3 separate regions of the Homo sapiens genome follow, and all the other regions are linked to region 2. The links are chromatin loops, found by intact Hi-C in ENCODE. Cell type or tissue: adrenal gland. All regions are shown on one strand. Region 1 overlaps DYM (dymeclin). Region 2 overlaps CTIF (cap binding complex dependent translation initiation factor). Region 3 overlaps DYM (dymeclin).

Region 1 (8,000 bases), 740 kb before region 2:
GTGCCTGCCATCACGCCTGGCTAATTTTTGTAGTTTAGTAGAGGTGGAGTTTCATCATCTTGGCCAGGCTGGTCTTGAACTCCTGACCTCCTGATCCACCTGCCTTGACCTCCCAAAGTGCTGGTATTACAGGCGTGAGCCACTGCGCCTGGCCACCATTCTCTTTTCTTAAATCACCCAGGTGATTTAAGAGAAACGTATAAAGGGATCTTAGAAAGTGAAAAAACTGTAAAGTAAATAAACTGCATTGTAAATCTGTGAGAGTATATTTATAAAGGTTTCTTCCCACCCCCACCGCCACAAGTGAGTTTACATGATAGAGGTTTCATTTGTGGTGTTGCATATACTTTTGGTCTGTCACTTTCTCTTTGGCACTGCCCTGCTCCTCACTGATGGTATTTGATATTTGACCTTGGGACTGAGTAGGCTTTGAGGTAGCAGGTGCCCCCTTGTTGACAGAGTCAGGGGCCAAAATTACCTAGTTCATGAATTATTCAGGGCTAAGATGAATCTCAGTAGAGGAGACTCTGAATCTAGATAATTCTGAGATTGTTCACTCTTGGAATTCGTTAGATACATATGTGCCGTCTTCAAGTAAAGTCCATTTTTGTAGCCAAAAATCGATGTTTGCTGCAATTTTTAGAAATACTAATAAGGCCTTTAGGACGAATCTAATCCTTCCTTACTATTAACTGTTTTTAGCATCAGAGTAATCAGATTTTGTAAGAGTTTCCAGGTGTGGTTCTAAAATCTTTCTTAAATTATTTAATAGTTTTTATTTTTTCACCCTGTTAAAATTAGTTGTGCAGCAAAGATCTGAAACAAAATGAAGAATAATTAAAGACTAAAGGTTAATAATATACACTGTTTTTTTCCTAAATATTTTAAACTACTTATATGACTGATTTTATACATGTTTCTAAACTACATAATAGCAACAAAAATGAAAAACAGACCTGTACTTATTATTTTTTGGTTCATAGGCATCTGAGGCTATGGTGTGTGTGAACATAATCGTGTGTCATGCTTATCATTGAGAACTGCTGGACCAGATGACTTATCTCTGAGTATCAAACTGTTATTCATTTATTTGTTTCTCAGGCTATAATAGTTAGCTGGATATATGATGTCTCTTGTCCTTAAAGGCTTATAATCTTTTTTTTTTTTTTTTTTTCAGACAGAGTTTCACTCTTGTTGCCCAGGCTGGAGTGCAATGGCATGATCTCGGCTCACCACAACCTCTGCCTCCCGGGATTAAGTGATTCTCCTGCCTCAGCCTCCCCAGTAGCTGGGATTACAGGCATGTGCCACCATGCCCGGTTAATTTTGTATTTTTGGTAGAGATGGGGTTTCTCCATGTTGGTCAGGCTGGTCTTGAACTCTCGACCTCAGGTGATTCGCTTGCCTCGGCCTCCCAAAGTGCTGAGATTACACGCCCAGCCAGAGCTTATAATCTTATCTGTAAATCAGCAAACAAGTATGGTGAAATATGATAAAGGGTGTTATAGAAGAATTGCATTTTATGCATATGCAAACAAATATGCACATATATCCCTTCTCTTTTTTTGATAAATAATAGCATGTATATTATACACACTTTTTCACTTTGTGCTTTTTTTCATCAGTTATATCTTGAAGAGCCTTCTATATATTAACTTCCTCACTCTTTTTAATGGGGGGGCATATATACCAAAATTAATTGGATTTACCATTTGGGTTTTACCATTTGGATTGCTTCCAGTGTTTTGTTATTACATATAATGTAGCAGTGAATAGCCTTATACAAGCTGGGAACGGTGGTTCATCCCTGTATTCCCAGCATTTTGAGAGGCTGAGGCAGGAGGATCTTTTGAGACTAAGAGTTTGAGACCAGCCTGGGCAACATGGCGAGACCCCCATCTCTACAAAAAATAAAAAAATTAGCTGAGCTCGGTGGCTTATGCTTGTAGTCCCAACTACTTGGGAGGCTGAGTCAGGAGGATTCCTTGAGCCCAGGAGTTCAAGGTTGTAGTGACTATGGTCAGGCCAATGCTTTCGCCAGCCTGGGCAACAGAACAAGACCCTGTCTCAAACAACACCACCACCAACACCACCGCTACCACCTTATACATATGGGTAGAAGTGACTTCTTGTACTATAAAGGAAACGTGGCCAGATGACTTCTAGTAATGCTTCCAGTTTGTGTTGAGAGGAATGGGAATCAAGTGTAATAGGTTGGGAATGTAGAAATTGCTTCCCAACATAGTTCATGATGCTTCAGGGTAAATTGATAAGGCTGCTTGGGTCTAGAGTGGTCTGGGGCTCTGAAGGGTGTAGGGGCTCTAACTATGAAAGGCTGAACTGGGAAATAAAAATATGTCCACCTGTTACCTATTTTTGGCACACTTGTTAGAAAGCTGAGGATTAGAAGTAGGGTCCCTTGTAGGCTCTTGTTGAGTGGATTTGGAGAAAACATTGTTTCAGAGACATTATTTTTTTAAGTAGGGTGAGTAGGTGGAAAGTGCAGGAAGAAAAACTAGGGCAGGAAAACAAAATCTGAGACATCTGCAGCAATATACCTGTGATGTGCTGAAGGTCTGAATTTCTATTACTGTGTAGGAAATGGAAAGTCCTACATCTCAGTAAGTGTGTGTAACCAGCTAACAGCAGTATAGAGAATAATATCTTTAAAAAGTTCTTTTGTTTTAAATTAACACCTGATTTGAGTGTTAATACTTAATGAGCTTAGAGTTCCAGATTTGAGAGCAGCTCTGAGCAGTATAGCAGCAGCCTGAATACTCTTCTCCAGAGGAATTGTTTTGCTAAAAGGTGCAGTGACTTTGGGTGAAGTGTGAAGAATGGAGACCATGTAGCATGGCAGGGGGAACATGGATTTTGGAGCCAAACTGACCTTGCCTGAGCTCCACAACTGACTAGTTTGTGAATTCAGGAAAGCTGCTTAATCTCACTGAACCTGTTGTTGCTTTTGTAAAATGGAAATAATAACCCCTACCATGTAGATTCATAGGGATGATGAAACACTATCATGCATGTAAAGTGTCTGACTTTGCTCTTCTTTCAAGGAGTAATTACCTATTAGTTTACAAAGACCTAGGACTCTGTCTTGAGAGTTAGTCTAAAATATTTGAGGAATGAAAATAAGCAGCAGAAATTTAACCAATTTTCTGATGACCGCTTTATCTTGATGATTGAAAGTCCTGTGCCTCTTTTGAACTAATTGTTCTGCTGTTTTAAAAATTAAGCCAGACAGTGATTATAGTAATAGTCATCTTTGTGTATAAGCAATCTACCTTTTTTTTTTTTTTTTGAGTCAGAGTTTCGCTCTTGTTGCCCAGGCTGGAGTACAGTGGCACGACCTTGGCTCACTGCAGCCTCTGCCTCCCAGGTTCAAGTGATTCTCCTGCCTCACCCTCCCAAGTAGCTGGGATTACAGGCACATGCCACCATGCCTGGCTAGTTTTATATTTTTAGTAGAGACAGGGTTTCACCATGTTGGTCAGGCTGGTCTCGAACTCCTGGCCTCAAGCAATCCACCCACATCAGCCTCCAAAAGTGCTGGGATTACAGGCATGAGCCACCATGCCCAGCCACACCCTACTTTTTATAAAGGCTACTTTTCAGAAAACTTTACTGTGTTACAGAAATTGTATTATGTGTACTGAGCACTAGATGGTGCTCATATAAGGCAAAAAGGGCAGCTCTTGGCACAGTCACTTAAAACTAATTTTTCTAAGTACCAAAGTAATGCATGTTCATTTTTAATACTTTAAATACAGAAAAGCACCAGGAAGGCAAAAAAAAAAAAAGATAAAAATAATAACAACCAAGAGTAACTTGTTAACATTATGGTGTATATCGTTTTAATTCTCTCTCATTTTTAAAATTTTTTTAATTTTTTTTTTTTTTTTTTTTTGAGAGACCCAGTCTCACTCTGTCTCCCAGACTGTAGTGCAGTGGTGTGATCTCAGCTTACTGCAACCTCCACCTCCTGGGTTCAAGCAATTCTTCTGCCTCAGGCTCCTGAGTAGCTGGGACTACAGGTGTGTGCCATGCTCGGCTAATTTTTGTATTTTTGGTAGAGACAGGGTTTTGCCATGTTGGCCTGGCTGGTCTCAAACTCCTGACTTCAGGTTGAAGCAGGAGAATCGCTTGAGCCCTGGAAACAGAGGTTTCAGTGAGCTGAGGTCATGCCACTGTACTCCAGCCTGGGAGACAGAAAGAAACTCCACATCAAAAAAAAAGGAAGTATTTTTTTGATTAATATACCTAAAAAAATAGTTATGGAATGTCTTCTAGTTGCTAGGGACTGTTTTTAAGGACTAAAAACATGAGTGACAAAGTCCCTGCTCTCATGCAGTTTATATGTTACTAGAGGAGATGAGCGATAAACAAGTGAACAAATAAATATGTTAAGTCATTTCTGGAAGTGTCAAGTGTAAGGAAGAAAAGCGAAGCGGAGTGAGGTGATGGAGAGCAATAGCTTTAGGAGATTTCTTTAGCCAGAGAGTCTCTGGGAAAGCAGCATTTGAGCAGAGACATTATGATGCCAGGGAGTGAGCCATGCATGTTTTGTGGAGAGTATTCCAGGTAGAGGGGCAGCGAGTGTAAAGAGGCTGAAGTGGAAGTAAGTTCTGCTTGTTAGAAGAGCAGCAAAAGGCCCGTGTAGCAGAACAGCCAACACGAAACAAATAACATAAGGACTTGGCTGTGTGAAAGATCTTATAAGTTGTATGGTATTCCAGAGATGAGCCTGTTTCATTATCACTATTTGGGAATTGAGTCTAGTCTGCTATAATTTACTAACTATCCTATAATATGGAAAGATTTTATTCATGTTTTTTTTATTGTGGTAAAATAAACATAAAATTTACCTTTTCAACCATTTTTTAAATTATTGTTTTTTCGTCTGGTCCTCTTGACTCTTGTAACCTTTTCAACCATTTTTAATTGTACAGTTTAAAGTACATTCACAGGGTTGTGCAACCATCCCCACCATCCCTTTCCAGAATATTTTCATCACCTCAGATAGAAATGCTATACCTATTAAACAATAACTTCCCATCCTCTCCCTCCAGTTTCTGGTCACCTCTATTTTTACTTTCTGTCTCTATGAATTTGACTACTCTGGGTATTGTCATATAAGTGGAATCATACAATATTTGTCTTTTTGTGACTGGCTTATTTCATGTAGCATAATGCTTTCTTTCTTTCTTTCTTTCTTTTTTGAGACAGAGTCTCTCTCTGTTGTCCAGGCTGGAGTGCAGTGGCGTGATTTTGGCTCAATGTAACCTCCGCCTCCTGGGTTCAAGTTGTCCTCCCGCCTCAGCCTCCCAAGTAGTTGGGATTACAAGTGTGCACCACCATGCCCGCTAATTTTTGTATTTTTTAGTGGAGACGGGGTTTCACCATGTTGGCCAGGCTAGTCTTGAACTCCTGACCTCAAGTGATCTGCCTGCCTTGGCCTCCCAAAGTGCTGGGATTATAGGCTTGAGCCACTGTGCCTGGCCTAGTATAATGCCTTCAAAGTTCATAATCCATGATGTAATTTCCTTCCTTAAGTCTGACTAATTACCCATTGTAGTTATATACCACATCATATAATGTTTTCTAAACTTCAGTTTGCTGTACTCTTATCCTTTTAAAGGGCTTCCATTTCTCTTTAGCATTGTTAGTTTCCACTTGTCACTTTGACTTTTCTTTCAGGGATTTTTCTTACATGATAAAAAATTTAATTCTACTGAGATAAATGATAAAATAGAATGATAAAATGATATAATGATAATATAATTCTGCTAAAAGGATTCGCTAACGTAAGCATCATTGTTACTTTACCAGTTATTTATTGAGCTCACTGTTTGTCAGATGCTGGACCCATTGCTGTAGACACCTCCATTTTTTTAGTTCTGTTATTGTTATTCAAGTCTATTATTCCCACGTGTGAGAGAACTGAGGCCTAGGAAGGTTGTCTAAAGCCACACAGTGAGTAGCAAGTAAGGACCAGATTTAATTTAAACCAGGTTTATTTGTCTAAGTCCAGAGAGGAATTCCGTTGACCATCATGCCACACTGTCTCCTTGGGAAGCACAGGCTAATCTGAGACCCAGTTTCATGTAAGTACTAAAGAGCTGCAGCATTAAATCGTATGGTAATCTTTGAGAGTAGAACCACCAGATTATATGTTCACATTTTCAAGCATTTTTCAAAGCTGCAGATCATAATCAGAGGAATCTTGAGTGCCATCATTTACAGTGATCACACAAGCTGATGGGTAATCTGTTTAGTATTTTCACCTTGCCTTGAGTAGAGTGTATCTTCTCTCTTTTTAAGCAGAGCTGCCTGAATGATCCTTTGTCAAAGTTTCTTAGTCTGTTTCCTCAGTTGACACACAGGAAGAGAGACTTTTGTTTAATTAGGTCACGTTTTTAACTGACAGAAGCAAGTGATTGTAAAATTACTTTCTTCTTTGAATCTTTGATGCCTGTCTCTGTTTCTATATTTTTAGGCTCTTTGGCACACTTTATGTTCAATTTTATTAGAACTTTTCAAGTTGAAAAATCTGCTCTGTTGTAGAGGTGGGCCTGGGATCGCTGCTAAACCATCTTCTAAATTCTGTTTTAACTTTTTCTTTGTAGGTTTGCTTGGTTGGTGACCAAAATAATGTACTAGGCTGTTTTACTCAGGGAATAAATAATTTGAGACTTTTCTTGGCATCTTATTATATTTTTCAAATTGAGGGACCACAAGAAGTTCAGTTTTTACATCTTGAGTCAAAACCTTTATTTCCCATTCTTTCATTTATACCTTTCTATGCAAAAATCATTTTAGAAGATGCTTAAGTTTTCCCAGGATTAATCAGTCCCTTAAACTAAAAGCTTAAATGGGGGAAATATATCCTTTAAAGCATTAAAGTAAAGGGACATGTAAGTTTTACTGCAGGTGCACCCTTGATTCCTCTTCTTTCTCACTGTGTTGGTTGGAATTTTTTTTTTTTTTTTTTTAAGTCAATGTTTTTCTCTTTCTTGGGAAAATAAACACCGTATTATCTAGCATAGTAGTTGCTGACATTTTGACATTTTAATAGTTATATTTCCTTTCATTTTGGCAGTTGAATGACAGCATATACGATTGTCTGTGAATCACATGAATGTAAACACCTTTTTGGTTCTGCATGGGTGCGTTAAAAATTGCTATAATTTATATGCAGTTTTTGTCCTTTGACTTTTTCCTATTAATAGGTCCTCTTAAAACATTAACCTTCCCACAGTTTAACCACTGAATTGGCTGATTCTTGTTAGTTTTGTGAATGATTTCTGTAATTCTCTTTGCTAAGGTAAGGGGGAAAATGTCTTCAGAAGTGCTTCTGTCCTTTCCTGAATCGTTACTTGTTGATTTTTTCAGGTTATATCTTTGACTAACATTATATATTTATCAGAATTTGTATGTTGTTGGCTGAAATTGACATCATTAATATAAAATGTCAGTTTTGAAAGAATTTTATGGCGGAACTTTCAGCTGAAGGGACTAAGGATTTTCAGTGTTTATGTTATGAAACTTACAGTTTGATTGTTCAGCAAACCTGTGTTCAGAGGTCTGTTATAACTTCTCCCCCAACAATTTTTTTGCCTATCTGCTTTTCTTAAAAATATTTGAGCTATTAATTTCTCACTTTTCATTATTGAGATTCATATATGAGAACGGTGTGCCTAAAAGTAAAATAAAACCAGTCTAAATTACAGAAAACTGTGAAGTAGGGAATACTTAATTTAAAATTTTAGCTTCCCGACCACACTATAGTTTATGATTTCATAGCAGTTACAAGAAAGTCGTCTATCATCTTACCATTTTCCTTATTAGATTTAAAATTTTGTTTTCTTCCAATTCTTTATAATTCACATAATTTTTGCATGATTGGAATTATAATGTAGATATACTTTTTATAATAATTTATGTGTGACACAACTTCTTTTAGGAATATATAGAAATTCCAACTAGTTGCTGGA
Region 2 (8,000 bases):
TGTCATTATATGAACTGGTTTATTGTATTTTGACTCTTAGCACAGCTTTGCAACGTAAGTTGAACAGGTATATGACCCCCAACTTTACAGCAGAAGAAATGGAAGCTGGAAGAAAATTATTTTGGGTGAATTACACAATGTTCTGTGTGCAAAGCAGAAGGGCTCTTGGATGACTAGTGAGTGAGCTTTAGGATTTCTGCCACCTGTTTTAACTCTCAGAGGTTTCCTTTTTTGTTCTGTTTATATTCTAGATCAGTGTTTGGCAAACTTTTTCTGTAAAAAGCCAGAGAGTCAATATTTTAGGCTTTGCCGGCGATAGGGTCCACACAGCAAGTGGCTGTGGCACAAATGCAGTCACAGACAGGAAGCAAGTGAATGGGTGTGGCTGCGTTTTGATAAAACTTTATTTGCAAAAACAGGCTGGAGAGCTGGACTTGGTCTGTGGACCAGTTTGCCAATCCCTAAAATCCTAGCCGTGGCCTGGATCATTGAGGTGTTCCTATAGGGTGGGCAGACTTGCCCAGGCCCCTTGAAGCCTGCCCCACACAGCCCTGAAAGTACTCGCTGCCCACAGTCCCAGCTCCCTGCCTTCTGCTCCGCATGGAGTGAGCAGGAGGAGGCCCGCGTGGAAACCCCATCTAGACGCAGACAGTGGCCTCTTCCCGAGGAACTTTCCCAGTTGTCACCAACAAAAGTCTTCACCTCCAGAATAATCAGTTCTTTAAAAAAAAAAAAAAAAGACTCACAAATAACAAAAAATAAAAATAGGCTCGCCTCACAGAGCACGCTGCCCCTTCCCAGTGGACCTGCTACCTGGAGGTCTCAGACAGGAAACCACGGATTGGAGAACTTCTGGCCCCATTTATTGTATGGGCGCCTATTTTTGTCCTGAGGGAGGAAGCACTTGGGGGTGGGGAGGTGGCTGGGGAGGGAAAGGGGCTCTCGTTTGTAAGACCCCCTCCTTGATGGCTGCTACAGCGTCTTGGGCCAGCAGGGATGGGGAAGGCCACTACAAACCTGTCTGATTAAAAAAGAAGAAAAAAATATTTCTCTTTCAAAGCTGTCTGTAGAGGCTTTTCTCTTTTTTTCTTTCCATTTTTATTGCCTTCAGCAGTAGAGAGAAAAACAGAGATACCCACTTTCTTGTTCTTGCTTATTAAGGAAATGACATTCACCCCTAACTTGCTGTACGTGACTACCGTCTCCTGGAATTAGAAAATGTTTTTCCAGCACCTCTTCCTCCTCATCGTCCCTCCTTAGAAAGAGGTACCAGAGGAGTCAGGCTGCCTGGATTCCAATCCCCCTTCTCCCAGCTGTGTGATTTGAGGCAAGGTATTTGAGCTCAGTTCTCCAATCTGTGAAATAATAATAGAATAAACATTTCCCAGGGTATTTGTGAGACTTCAGAGATAGTATATGCAGCCCGCAGCTCAGACAGCACTCAAGTCATGGTAGCCTCTGTGGTGGAGGCACAAGTTCTGGACTAAGATGCTGGGTGGGAGTCCCTCTGGGGCAGGAGCAAGTCACTCAACCCATATTTAATGAGCCCCTAGATGTGCCCCAGGGGAACGTACACTCCACTGGGAGAATACAGACGCAAAAGAAATAAAGCAAACATGCGACAGGCGCTGCAGGGAAGAATCGAGTGACGATTCTTGAGTGATGAGGAGGCATATGGAGTGTTCACAAGCCCTTACTGAGAAGGTTACATCCGACCAAAGACATCGGTCTGTAAAGTGAGGTCAATAACAGTACGTGCTCCATGGGACAACGTGAGGGTAAGATTAGAAAAAGCAAGGACCTTCTCAGTTCCTGGAACACGGAAAGCACTCTGTGAATGTTCGCTAGTGTTACTGTTGGTGCATTACGCTCCTTGTTGAATTCTCACTAAGGGGACATTAGGAGAATACCATGTCCCCGTCTATGGGACAGGTACCAGCCCCTGCACTTAAACTCAGTCCATAATGGCTATAAGACAATGCCTGGGACACAGAGAGATGCCTGATCCGTAATGTTGGCCTGGGTGAATAAGGTCAGACCTCACCTCCGTGGGACCACGGGTGACATGGAGCAACAGTCGCCGGTGCACAGGGCCTGGGGAGGCGAGGTGGGGCATGGTTTTCAGGACTCTGCTCCTGGGTGTCTCGGGGCACTTTACTAATCCTCACGCCTGTGAGTTAGCATGTCCTAGAAGTTTCCAGAAGACTTGGCAACAGCTAACACAGCCCTAGGGAACAATAAAGTTACTCCTTCTCATCTGGAGGTCTGGGAACCCGGCTACAGAGGCTTCAACCCCAGTGTGGGGCAGCCCCAGCCGCGGCCCCGGCCTCCCGCCCAGGACCCCCATTACTAAATAGCAGCAGCGCCACCTGCTGGGGCTGCCAGGCCATTCCTTATCGGCCACCATTTTCACTCCTCCAGGAGTGAGGGACACCTGAGTGTCATTTCATGGAGCCATGATTTTCATTTTGAAAGCTCATTTGTCCCTCGGATTCTTTAGAGAGGTAGTGGGGAGGATCTCTCTGTTATCATCCAGGGCCAAGCAGAAGAACGAGGAAGGAACTGTCCCTTCCTTTAGCCATCTCCCGTGTGAAGGCTGGACTTGGACACAGGCTCAGGAGGCCAGAAAGCCACTTTCCGTCCCCTGAGCCTTCTGGGGACCCTCAATGGGGAATGCTTTGGGCACATCCCTAAGGCCAGAAATCCCACTTGACCGGGTGGCGTCCACTGTTGTGTGGGCACTAAGCCCCTTTCACAGCAAAGGGCTCCTGAGTCACACGCTCTGGACAAGGCCAGCAATGTGGGGGCAGGGGAGCCGGCCCTGCTAGGTCTGAGCCATCTAATGATTAACGGCCAACAGACACAGAATTTGGTTTCAAAATTTCCTAAGAGAAAGGCAAAACGAGAAGTCAGTGGGTTATGTAGTTCCTACTGTCAGACCAAAGACAGCAGACATAATGTTTGTCTGGGAGAATTCAAGGATAATGACCAAAATACGTCCTGATAGAAAGCCCTGGGCAGGACACTGGATAATTCAACAAACAACGTCTTTCAATGGGGTATTGTATATGACACAAAAGCACCAGGCCACTGTGTGATATAAGGAGGTGGCATTTCCGCAGGGCGCCGAGGGCCCTGTGCCCGGGAACCTGAGGAAATCTAATGCTCACCTAGGGGCCATCTAGGGCACAGGGACAACATGCCCGTTAGACCGTCTTTCTCACACTGGTCGCGCCGACTTCACACACATGGAGAAATTGCTCCCCAAGTCACACCTCAGAGTAAAGGGGTCCTGGGGGAGGGGGTGCCGGGGGGTGGTCTCAGACCAGAGATGAGGTGAAGGATATGCAATTCGGATTTCATCCCTTGCCTTCACATGGAACTTGGTCAAGTTAACTTGGAACTTAGTCAAGTTAATTCAGAACTTAGTAAATTAACTCGGCTTAGACTATGGATTACAGATTATGCGGCTCCATCTCCCCACTTAGCCAGCCCCCATCCTTCCAAGGGCGGAAGCCAACACTTTGTAACTCCCCCAGCCCCACCCCAGTGGGTGTTCCCCTGCAGCCCCGTGCTGCTGCCCTCCTGGAAGCAGTGTGTTCCCAGGGGTCCCAGGGAGGGGCGGGCCCTCTGGAGGAGTGTCATGCCTTGGCCTAGCAGGGGACATGTGGCCCAACAGGAGCTTCCCTACACCTTAGTGTGGCTGCCTCTTGCACCTCGCCATCCTCCCACTTGCTGCAGGGAGGAAGGGCCTGGGCATTGAGTGGGGTCATTTTCAGGACAGTGTGCATGTGCAGCGCTGACCAGGAGGCATGGCCGGTGAAGACGCCTTTGGCTGCTGGCGCTGGGACCAGGGGACTTCCCACAGCAAGCACCAGGCTGGAGCCTGCAGAGTGGTGCGCTGGTGCCCTCTAGTGGGAGCACACCACCATACAGCCACCGATCCTGGCGAGGCCTCCACTCCAGCAGTCCTCAACACTGGGGCCACACTCAGAGCAGGACTGTTAATGATGGGCCTGGGCTGCCCACAACACTGACAGAGTGGTAGCCTGGCCAACCCCTCCACTCCTGTGATAGAGATGCCAAAAATGCTACCAGGACACCAGCCTTGTGGATGGAATTTGGGGGTCCCCTAGAACTGCAGTCTGAGCCCAAGTGTGTGTCTCAGTGTCTGCCTGCCCTATGGCTTCAACACTGAGAACCATGATTGAACCCTGAATCCATGGCCCTGTACTCAGAGCCTTCTGCTGCCCCCCATCTCCCACCCACTCCACCCCCGCCGACCCCCCACCACCCCATCAGTGTTCTTAGAGAGCAATGTCAGTCTCAACTGGCCTGAGGCTGCCATTGTATGGCATGTCATGCCTCGGTGTGGATGCCATAAAACCTGGCTATTGGCTAGCTCCTATCCCAGCGTACCTGCTCCTTTCCCTCCAGCCACCAGTGTGGGAAGGAAGACCTTGGGGACAGTTAACACCACCAACAGACCCTTTACTTAACTAGCTCACTAAATGCCTTTTCAGAGTGCAGAACTATTCCTGGCAGCAGGGGTTCACAGAGGTATAGGGTGAGCCCTGGACACAGACACCTACTGTCTACCCTGTTGCCCCACATCCTTGTGGGGGCTCCAAGAGCCTGAGTCCAGCAGCTCCAGAGATGAAGTTCCTGAGGTCAGCACTGCAGTGAGACTCACCCCTGGATTCATTGCCAGTTGTGGAAACACAGCCAGATGGAGTCACCAGGAATAGGGGCCTTGGCTTTGGCTGGAGAGGAGCTTGGCCAGACGCCTAGGTGTCAGCATCTGACCCCCAGTGGAGGCATCACCTCCTAAAACCACTCATTGTGGCATGCGCTCTGTGTGTAACCCACTGAGAGATAAGCTAGGGCTCCCAGGAGATCAACAGGCATTCAGTGTGGGGGCCCATGGCGCCCTCTGCTTTGTACTCAGCCACACATTCACGCCCCAGACTGCAGGAGCTGCAGCAGCACAGGGGAGGAAGGTGGGGTGTACTGGGAGAGGACCCAGACTTTGCCCTTCAGGGACTGTGACCTGGGCAAGGCACCAGCACTTGCTCGGGCATTTGCAGCTTTGAATGCATGTGGTAATCTGTGCATGTCTCATTTCCTCTACTAGGCTGTGCCTCTCGTGGGGAACTGTATCTTATGTGATCAATTCTCTCTCTCTAAAAGGCTAGGGCAGAGCACTTGTCCATGAAGATGAGTTAAGTGAGCAAGTGAAGGAAAGAGGAAGATTTGGCAGAGGCACTTGAGGCTTACAGAACAGCCATGTGCTCCCCTTCTTCCCGCTCCCCTGCAGAAGTGTCAGCCCTTGCAGTTGGGGCGGGGGCATGTGACTAGTTCTGTCCAATGGGCTCTGAGTGGAGCTGATATTTCTGGGCCAAAGCATTTAAGACATACAGCAGGGGTGTCCAATCTTTTGGCTTCCCTGGGCCACACCGAAACAACTGTCTTGGGCCACACATAAAATACACTAATGATAGCTGATGAGCTAAAACAAAAAATTGTAAAATACCTCATAATGTTTTAAGAAAGTTTAAAAATTTGTTTTGGGCCATATTCAAAGCCATCCTGGGCCACAGGTTGGCCAAGCTTGACCTAGAACACGACCCTCCAGCTCTCTTTGCCTGTGCCAGGGCCACTTGGATACCATGGATTGAGATGGCAGGGCCACAGAACGCAATCCACCTGGACCCTGGAGTCCCCAAGGAGCTACCCTGGAGACCAGCTGGACCCTCAGCAGAATTTCAGAAAGTTAGAAATAAAATTCTGTGTGTGATTCCACTGAGATGTGGGGTTTGTTTAGTATTATGCCATGGCCTATAGTGTCCTAATACAGGAGACGATGGAAAAATCCTGTTTTCTTTAACAACAACAACAACAAATGTGTCTCAGAAATCACACCGAGAAGAGCATAACCAGGTTCATGCTGAATTTCTGCTGGGAAGTGGTGGGAGAAACTCAGAGACAGAGGGACGACTGAGTGTCAAGACAGACACAAATCCTGCCTTTCTTGTACACTCTAGACAACACAACAGCACATCTAGAAAGGAGGTTCTTCAGCAGCACTCACTCTAGAGCACCTGGTGCTGGGGTTATGAGGCTGAAGGAAATGGCCCAGCCCTCAGGCAGCCCAGAGTCCAGGAAGGGAGTCTGGCAGTTATGTAAGCAGGTGCGACGTGGTGGGAGCCATGCCACAGAGATGGGGGCAGGGGCTCTGGGGAAATGGCAGGTGGATGCTGGACTCCATCCTGTGCATCTGAGAGGGATCAGGGGAGGTATCCTGAGCCAGAAAAAGGACAGGCAGAGAAGGGCTGAGTGAGATTTTAGGCAGAGGGAACCGCCTGCTGGTGAGAAAGCAAGGAGAGATGGAAGATCAGAACAGATCAGGGGAGGGACTGACAGGGCCACAGGATGGCAGGGGGAGCCCAGGACAGAGGCTGGGCAAGGGTGCTGAGAACATCACAAAGCCTCCTGCCTGCTAAGGAGTCCGAACAGGGACAGAAGGGGCCGGAGATGGGGGTCTGGGCCTCTGTGGGTTGAGAACATGCTGGGGACACAGCTGGTAGGATCTTTATGCCCCTCTTCTTCTGGGGTGCAGAAGTGGAGGGCAGGTAGGCAATGGGCTTGAGGCCAACCTCCCTTTGTCACCCTCTTTCCTTCTTGCCTCCAGGTAGGGAGGGGAGGCCAGCCCTGATTTTTGTCTAAGAAAGTCTCTAGGAAGCCCGCTTATCTATGTACAGGCTCAAGACTCCCATAGGAGGGCTGGAGGTCCTCAGGCTAGAGGTGGGCTTTCCCTCCCATTTGGGGGCCTTCAGCTGGATGCACAATATCTCCTAGGTGAATCTGGAAGTAGGAGGATGTTTTTGGTGGTCACTATGCCTGCCCCTCTCCAGTGACGGCCATTCAGTGGCAGAGGCCAGGAGTCCTAAATATCCCACATTGCATTGGACACGTCCATACTATTAAGAGTTGTCCCCACCACATATGCTAATAGCTAGGCCAGCTGACCCTCAGGACCCAAGGCCAGACGAGTGAACCAGCCAGCCCTATTTATGAGGGGCTTTGAAGAACACTAGGAAAACTCAGATAAGTCATCCCATTGTGCTCTCACAGGACCGCAAATTCCTCAAACACCAAAAGTCTGTGTTTGGGGATCAAGAAGCCTGTCTACCTTGTCCTAAGGGTACCCATGTGAATTGTAGATACTCCAAGGAGCAGTCAAGCCAGGAGCATTATCAGCCAGGACTTTAAGTTTTCAACTCTTGCTGATAATCAGAATTTCCTACAATGCTTTAAAAATGCAGATTCTAGCTGGACACAGTGGCTTATTAAAAAAGCCCACAATGACCTTCGAGAGATAAAAACTACAATGTCTGAAATGAAAAATATACTGAATGGGATTAACAGTAGATTTGACACTGGAATAAAATATTAGTGAACTTGAAGAAATAGCAATAAAAGCTATCCAAAATGAAACACAGAGAGTAAAGAAAGACTTTAAAAAATCAGGCAGAGCTTTGGTGAGCCATGGGAAAAGATGAAGAAGCATAGAATACATACAATTGGAACCCCAGGGTTGAGGGAAAGTAGGAGGAATCGTGGCTGAAAATTTTCCAAATTTGATGAAACTATAAACCTACAGATCCAAGAAACTCAATAAATCCCAAGTGGGAGAAACATGAAGAAAACCACCACACCAAGGCACATCATAATCAAATAGATGAGGTCTTAACTGTATGCTCTATTGTCTCTCATTGATAGGCCCAAGGCATGAACAGAGAAGAAACAAAATGGCAAAGGCACCAGGAAGAGATGAATGGATATAGATAAAATAGCAGGAGAAGAATCAGGAGAGAAGGGAAGGGTGGCACAGTGGAGTGTGGTGGTAGGTCATGGTCACTGGCAGCGGCAGACTCAGTCACTGTGGAAGGTCCACTGCTTTTACACCCCTGCAGCAGGCCCAGTCACACTCCTGAGAG
Region 3 (8,000 bases), 370 kb before region 2:
GTGTGTGTTGTGTCTGTGTGTCTGGTGTGTGTGTGTCTGTATGTGCATGTCTGTGTATGTCTGTGTGTGTGTCTGTGTGTGTGTGGGTGTGTCTGCATGTGAGTGTGTGGGTATCTGTTTTGTATGTATTGTGTGTGTATGTGTCTTGTGTGTTTTGTCTGTGGTGTGTGTGTGTGTGCATGTCTGTGTTGTCTGTATGTGCATGTCTGGGTGTGTGTGTATTGTGTGTGTCTGGTGTGTGTGTGTGTGTGCGCGCGCATGTCTGGGTGTGTTGTCTGTGTCTGTGTATATGTTGTGGGTATGGATGTTTGTGTTGTGTTTGTGTTATGTGTGTGAGTCTGTGGTGTGTGTGTCTATGTGTGCGTGTCTGTGTGTTTTATCTGTGTGTGCGTGCCTCGGTGTGTCTGTGTGTGTGTCTATGTGAGTGGTGTGTATTTGGGGATGTGGGTGTGGGTGTGTGTGTGTGTGTGCGCGCATGCAGCTCCTCTACCTGCTCCTCCCCTTTCCTAAATATCTTTTAAATCCACCCAGCTAGCATCATCCTAGTTCAGGCCTGTTTCCCCCTTCCCTGGACTAGGCTCCTGCCTCTGCCTGCTGCACTGTGCCCTCCAGTTCTCCCCGCTGTGATGGGAGCAGCCACTGCACAGTGCCATTCTCATGCCTTAGCCTTCAGGCCCTTCAGAGGCTTCCGGGACCTTATGTGCAGCTCCCCAGTCTGGCCTCTGCTCCCCGGTGTGTGCTCTTCCCCCACCCCCTCCTTAGCCTCCAGCCTCACACCCAGGCCTTTCCTGTGCGGGGCCCTCCAGGGGAGCTCACCTCCCCTTCGTCTGGCTGCCACCTCCTCCCTTCTGGCTCCTTGTCCTTCCCTGCCTTGCTGCCCTGTTATTATTGGTTTTTTGTTGCTGCTGCTGCTGTTTCTGTCTCTCTCCTCCATGAAGATTTACCTTCCATGAGAACAGGAGCTGGGTTTGGCTGCCGCACCCCCGTATCTCTAGGCCCTGGCCCACACAGTGCCTGCCTGGCACCTGCCAGCAGATAGTCAGTAGAATGAAGAATGAGTGAATGAACAAATGAATGGACTCCCATAAGAAGGACTAAATTAGATAATACATACAAAGCATCTACAGTGTGTCTGGGACATAGTTGGCCCTCAATACTTGGTTGATTGCTTCATTGATTCATTCACTCATCAGTTTATTAAGTGCCTGGCTAATATCCTTGGGGATGCAGCACCTGACAAAACAGATAAAAACCTCTCTGCCCTATGGGCCATGTCTTCCAGTATAGTATAATAAGTGTGGCTGTGGATGCATGTGGGGAAGTGTGTGGTTTCCTCTCTTTCAGCCCCCTCTTCCTCAGCCTTCCACCGTCCTCCTCCTCCCAGGACCCTGTCCCCTCTCTCCCCACCCAACCTGGGACAAGGGTCACCAAGCTGCAGCCACTCCTGCCAGCGACGCCTTGGCAAAGGAGAGGCCCAGGGGCCTTGGGTAGACTCTAGCCACTCCTCAAGCTGCTGAAAGTGGAATCACTTCCTCTGCCCTGGCTGGAATAAATAGGCCAGGAATAAAAGTAGAAAATCAAAAGCCCAAATCCCAGTGATGTGCTAAAACGCAAGTGCTGCCTTAGGCCACTGAGCTGCACGACTCCTTACATAACAGAGGACTGGAGTTTGCAGACCAGGGCACCTGCGATGTGTTTGTAGAGCCAGGCCTAGGCCTTTTCCCAGACTCCATGAGGAGCAGCCTCGGGCTCCCTCTCCGCAAAGCCAAAGCCATTGCTCCTGCCTCCAGGGAGGAAGAGACTGAGGCCAAGCTATGGCCAAGAAAGCTGGCCACCCCAGACCCCCGCTCCTCCAGAGTAGCCCCCCTCCACCGGTGGCACATGCCTACCCCTTCAGGTCAGGGCTCAGGATTGTGAAGGGGAAGGTCCTCACCTCCAGAATGGTGGAACCCTGAGGACAGTGCCTCTCAAAAGCCAGTCCCTAGCATTGCACTCTGGGGAATATCAGCCTGAGCCTTGTCTGCCTCCCAGGCAGGGTCCATGTCTCAGCTAGGATATTTCTCATCATACCTTAACCACTGTTGGGGTCCCTAGCAGGGAACTATCAGCCAAACTGACATTAGCCAACCAGGACCCATTGTGTTACTTGCTCTCTCCATCGGTAATTCACATTTTCTCAGGAGCCATTTGATAGCTGAAATATTTTAAAGCCCCAGAGCTTTCATGCCCTGTGACCAGTTGGCAGGGGTGGGTGGGCTCCCCGCACACCACAGCACCACCTGCAAACTCTCACCACTTTTGCTTGTGCATGGAACTGTGGGATTATAAAATCATCTTATTTTCATTGCAGAAATTTCCAGAATTGAAATTCAAATATGTGGAAGAGGAGCAGCCCGAGGAGTTTTTTATCCCCTATGTCTGGTCTCTTGTCTACAACTCAGCAGTCGGCCTGTACTGGAATCCACAGGACATCCAGCTGTTCACCATGGATTCCGACTGAGGGCAGGATGCTCTCCCACCCGGACCCCTCCAGCCAAGCAGCCCTTCAAGTTCTTTTATTTCTGGGTAACAGAAGTAGACAGACAGGTTACTTGGTGTATCTTCTGTTAAAGAGGATTGCACGAGTGTGTTTTCCTCACACACTTTGATTTGGAGAATTGGTGCTAGTTGGCAATAGATAACTCAGCGTAGATAGTATTGCAAAAAGGGGAGGAAATACACAACAATAATAAATGTAAAAACCTGCTATTCAACATGCAGTTTTATTTCGAAGCCAAAAATCTAGAGCTTTCCCAAGATCCTGTTGCCTTAGGCACATCACACTTCAACAGTGCACACTATCCAACAGTGCACACTATTCAACAGTGCACACTATTCAAAAGCGTAGACTATTTTTTTGCATGTTCAAGATATTTGTTTTGGTCTTATGTGTGTGTGAGAGAGAGAGATTCCTTTGACATTAAGGAGCATCAATGAGAAAAGATGATGAGGCAGGAATTAATAAAGAAATGAAGTCGTGTGTGTTTGGTTGCCTGTCAGAGGGCACACAATTTCATAAACACCATGCCTGGACAATTTGATATTAATATTTAACACCTCTGCATCTTTTCTTAAAAAAGAATATGGGCCAGATACAGTGGCTCACATTTGTAATCCCAGCACTTTGGGGAGCCAAGTTAGCAGAATCCCTTGAGCACAGGAATCTGAAACCAGCTTGGGCAACATAGTGAGATCCCATCTCTACAAAAAACTTAAAAATTAGCCAGGCATGATGGCACATTCCTGTAGTCCTAGCTACTCAGGAGGCTAAGGTAGGAGGATTGCCTGAGCCCAGGAGTTCAAGGCTGCAGTGAGCTAAGAACGTGCCAGTACACTCCAGCCTGAGCCACAAAGTGAGACCCTGTCTCGCAAAAAAAAAAAAAGAAAGAAAAGAAAAAGAAAATGGCTACTTCTCATGAAGCCCAGATTAACTTTTCTGTGAATATGGCCTGTGAACTGTTGCTGGAATTAAATTGGAGTCTAGCACAAATTAAGTTAATCTACTCTGTATTAATCATTGGGAAAAAGAAAAGCTTCATTTGAAAACAGTCTTTTTCCTTCACCCACACTAATAGAAAAAGGAGAGTAATTTGTTCATACTGTATTCCACGTGGGATGAAAAGCATGTTTTGCTCTTTGTTTCTGGGCCGGTGTGATCCGTGTGTTGGTGCCTGAGCTGGAGGAAGGAGCTTCTTGCAGGGAAACAGCCACTGGGGCCACATTGAGGGCCAGTTGGGACCTTCCTTTCCAGTCACACTCTGTGTCCTCACGGGCCCCTTCACAGTCTAGATAAGGAGCCTAGTTTCATTCTCAAAGAAAAAGTATTTGGTCTTCAACATAGAAAGCACAAAAGCCCAGACGAGACTGAGCACACTGTTCGAATCCACTGCCAGCTCATCTGTGTCAGGGCTGGCTTCTCCTGTCCTGTGTCCCAGGGCTGCAGGCCCGTGTTATTTGAGTCCATCAAATCTTCCGAGGGCCTCGGAGGAACCATTCTCAGTCACCCCAAGCTCTGTAAAAGGTCAAAACACTGGCAGCCTCTCAGTGCACCACTGTGTGGGCTCCACACGGGAAGGCCTGGCCAAGCTGTGCTCTTAGAGGCTGTCGAGGTAGGGCAGGAAGCTTCCCTATCCTCGTCTGGATGGAATGAAACAGAGGTTCCCTAAGGCCAAGGGACTCGTGGAGCGCCCATCCCGGGTGGGGTCCCAGAGGTGAGTGCAGCTTGCCTCCTGTCCCCAAGGGGCTTGTTCTGTCAGGCCTCCTCCAGTCACTGCTGGAGTGGGGACTCTGACTCCTGTGTTCACCTCAGAGCCCATGTACAGGCTAGAGGTGAGGCTTGGCAACAACTTCTACTAATACTTAGCTTTGTGGCAGAGCCAGTCTGAAGGAGGAGAAGCGCTCTCAGCCAGCAGGGGGAGTGATGATTATCATTTCAGGTAGCAAGGATATGTATTTACTATGTGGGGAAATAATTTGCAACTTTAATTTGTTTCCAAAGCATTTTGATTGGCTTCCTTTTCCTTTAAACCAAAAAATTGTTTAAATGTTTAAGGGTCATGTGGAACAGCTGAGCTTCTGGCAGGACCACAGAACTGTCCTCTGAGTCTGAGGGCTGGGCAGTGCCACAGGACAGTCCCTGGGCTGCAGGACTGTCAGTGCTTGTTGTGTGAGGAAATGAGGCCCTTCAAAAACCCAGTCATCTTGACAGAGGGCACACTCCCAAGGAAGGCCTGACTGGGGAATCATACAGCCTCTCCTCCAGGCCTCTGGGCTCACTGAGGTGCCCCCAGAACCCTGATTGCCCTCCCCTCTTTCCCTTTTCTCATTCATCACACAGTAGAAGCACTCACTAGCTAACAGCTCAGCTGGGGCAGCAGCCTCCATGGAGGCCTGCAAGTGATGCTCCCAGTCCTGGTTCCCGCTCAGGAGGGAGGCCCCACCACGTGCATCACTGCCTCAGCTCTGCAAAGTCACCAGAGGCTTCTTCCTGATTTTTGTGAAAGATTTATTATATGGCAATAAATCTGAATGATAAACTTTCATTATACTTGCATTAATTTTGAGTATTAGTTTGCTTAGAAATTTTTACACGAAGTAAAAATGTGTAATGATGCAACACAGGATCATCGTGTGTTCAGATGGAAATTGGCATCTGATTTTACCCCAGATCTGAAGCTGTTACTGCATTGTGTCATTTTATCAACAAAGACTTCTGCCACAATATTTACTTTTAAAAGAATTTGTCCCTTTCAATAGCATCTTCCCTATCAAGAGTTCAAGGCACTTTGCAGAAGAGCTTCAGATTTCTAACTCTAGTTCCCACAGTCACCCGTTGAGGCTGGTGTCATACAATCTATGAACAACAACCTTGCAGCAGGACTGCCACCATTCAGCAGTGCAGACAACACAGCTCAAGGACAAAGACAGAGAAAGGAAAGAAGAGAAGGTCCCTGAAGGTGAAGCATAGAAAGTACACTGCACACACAGTTCTCTCTGGAAGGAAAGCACAGGAGCTGGGAAGTAGACGATAGAAAGTGGAAAGGACACAGGACCAGCATCAGAACACTCAGCAACTTCCTAAGAGCTTGCTAAGGTACATCCAAGAGAAATATTTAGTGAGGGAAACTTTTAAGCACTGGAATTGTTAATATATCATACTTTAAGCAACATTTCGTCCTTTAGATTCCGGGAGCCAGGGTTTTGCATTGGGTGGTAGAGCTCTCTGCATAATTGAGTCACCCTGTGCTTTTTTGCAGAGCCATAAATTTTTGGCACTTGCTGATACTTCATAGGCTGGAGTCTCTGCAAGGTCAACCCTTTGGGTCTCTTAATTCTTTCCTAGGCACTATCCTGCAATATCAGTAGTTGCCACTTGATTTTAGGGACTGATTATTAGGCCTTCTGACTCCAAATTCAGAACAATTCCAGTGTCCTACATCACCTCCTGGAGTCAAAGAGGTCAGTTTCTATTCAGTGATGAAGAGCTAAGCTAGCTATGCATATGAAGAACTGAGAAGTAGATTATAACACACAATCCACAGCAAATAATGCATATTTATTTTGTATGAATTAAAGCATAAAATTTAATCTCATTAGCGTATAGCTATTCAGAGTTCCCACTCAAAGCAAGGGAGACTCACCAGTAGCCCCAAGACCCTTGGCCAGGTCATACTCAACCCCTAATCTAACTTCACAAGGCTGTCTAAATGTCAGCTACTCAGACACAGCCTCTGGCATTAGCAAAATCCCCCAGAGGAAAAGCAGCCCCATAGAACTGGACAAGTAATACTTAACTATCTTGTTGACTCTGGGGTCCTTCAAGCAAATTTTAAAAATATTTTTACCAGATTTCCAAGTTGTCCTTAGCTTGAGGGTTGGTCCTCCATTACTGTCATTGGACTATCCCTCATGGGTAGTGCAGTTCAACTTCTAAACCACCTCAGTACCTGAATGTGGTCCGAGGTGAAACCAGATTACTGATGCCTTCAGGTGCCCAATTGAAGCAAATGGCAAATTCTGTGGAGGAAGTAAACATAACCCAAGGCCTCAAATTATTTCTGCAGTGTTGCAATCAGAAATACCCAGGTATGGGAGAAGACCAGACAACATTAATTACTTGAATTAAAACCATTAGAGGAAAACACAGACAATAGAAATATCCAAACAGACTCCAGATAAAGTTGTCGCAGAATTTAAAACAGCTATGGTTACTGTGTTCAAAAAAATGAGACGCATGGTCAAGAATTTCAACAGAGAGTTAGAAACTGTAAAAGGCGCATTGGAAATTCTATAACTAAAGTACTGTAATGAGAAGAACAGTGAACAGGTTTAAGAGCAGATTAGAAATAACTGAAAAGAGAATGAGTAAGATGAAAAATTGAGGGTGAGGGGTGGGAGCAGGAATTATATAGTAAAAAAAACAGAACATGGAGAATAGAGGGTAAGAGACTTAAAGGGTACAGTGAGCATGTCTGACCTGCTCAGACATGCAGGGTAGTTGGCATCTCAAAAGAGTAGAAGAAAGGAATATTTAAACAAATGGCTGAGAACTTTTCCAAAACTCATGAAAGATATCACACCAAAAATTCAAGAATCCCTCCCACAAACTCCAAGTGGGATAAATAAAAACAACCCACACCTAGAAACATCATAGTAAAACTGTTGAAGACCAAAGAAAAATAATATTTTAGACCTGCTGGGGTGGGAGAGGGAATATAACCATTAAAGGAGCAATAATATTAGACTGACAGCTCCTTCTCAGCAGAAACAATGGAAGACAGTGAAATACTGCCTTTTATGGTTCTGAAAGAAAATGACTGCCAACCTAAAAATTTCTAATCAGGGAAAATATCCTGCAAAAATGAAGAGGATATGAAGACATTTTTAGAGAAACAGCTAGAAGAATTAATCAGCACGCCTACCCTAAAGGAAAATTTAAAAGGTGTTTTACAGGCAGAAGGAAAATAATCCCAAACGTAAGGACAGAGCCCTAGGAAAGATTGAAGAGCAATGAAAATGACACATAAATATTGACTACATAAAACAATAATTATGTCTTATGGAGTTTTAAATATATAGAGAAATAAAATGTATGAAAATGAAAGGATTTATGTGGGAATTTTAAGTGTTCTAAGACACTTGGCATCATCCAAGAAGAGAGTAAAAATTCATTTAATATTAGTCTTTGATAACTCATGTATGCATGATAATATTTGAGATATCAATAAAAGTGTATAGCTTTCCACATAATAAGAGAGAATTCGAATAATCAATTCAGTGGAAGATTTAAGAATTGCAAAAGAGTCTAAGAAAGAAGAAAAAGCAGAACAGGTGGAACAAATAGAAAGCAAGATATTTGTGATAAATCCATTATTACACTAAATGTAAATGGACTAATGCTCAAATGTTGACAAATATTGTCAGCCTTGTTTTAAACCATATGCTATTTACAAGAGACATTT

Evidence for each region. Peaks named below come from ENCODE experiments on the same cell type or tissue, not always from the same donor. Only the 100,000 strongest peaks of a DNase experiment are listed, where the experiment ranks them.
Region 1: it touches region 2 in a loop (3-fold over the local background); 70 of 110 quality-filtered maps call a loop at or near these places.
Region 3: it touches region 2 in a loop (2.9-fold over the local background); 60 of 110 quality-filtered maps call a loop at or near these places.

The regions. Positions count from the first base shown.
Region 1 is chr18:49,411,235-49,419,234 of GRCh38, reverse strand. All of the region lies in intron 2 of DYM (dymeclin), which reads left to right. Among named protein-coding and RNA genes, the nearest start is that of DYM, 45 kb to the left of the region's middle. In adrenal gland, a CTCF peak has its summit at 3,668 (motif pointing right); no DNase peak of the experiment used is centred here.
Region 2 is chr18:48,671,331-48,679,330 of GRCh38, reverse strand. All of the region lies in intron 6 of CTIF (cap binding complex dependent translation initiation factor), which reads right to left. LOC105372107 (a long non-coding RNA gene) reads left to right here. Exons shown (of 4, transcript XR_007066460.1): 4 at 5,655-5,806. Among named protein-coding and RNA genes, the nearest start is that of MIR4743, 4.7 kb to the right of the region's middle. RefSeq lists enhancers at 2,123-2,182, 2,203-2,272, 2,909-3,533, 4,007-4,186. In adrenal gland, CTCF peaks have their summits at 2,167, 2,378 (motif pointing left), 3,710 and 3,912 (motif pointing left); DNase peaks (open chromatin) are centred at 2,300, 2,658 and 3,830; H3K27ac peaks cover 2,184 bases.
Region 3 is chr18:49,038,555-49,046,554 of GRCh38, reverse strand. DYM (dymeclin) reads left to right here. Exons shown (of 18, transcript NM_001353214.3): 18 at 2,351-8,000. The coding sequence ends at 2,500. DYM-AS1 (DYM antisense RNA 1) reads right to left here. Exons shown (of 5, transcript NR_148999.1): 4 at 6,486-6,555. Among named protein-coding and RNA genes, the nearest start is that of MIR4744, 7.2 kb to the left of the region's middle. RefSeq lists enhancers at 234-1,198, 1,199-2,164. In adrenal gland, a CTCF peak has its summit at 4,434 (motif pointing right); DNase peaks (open chromatin) are centred at 714, 904, 1,634 and 4,394.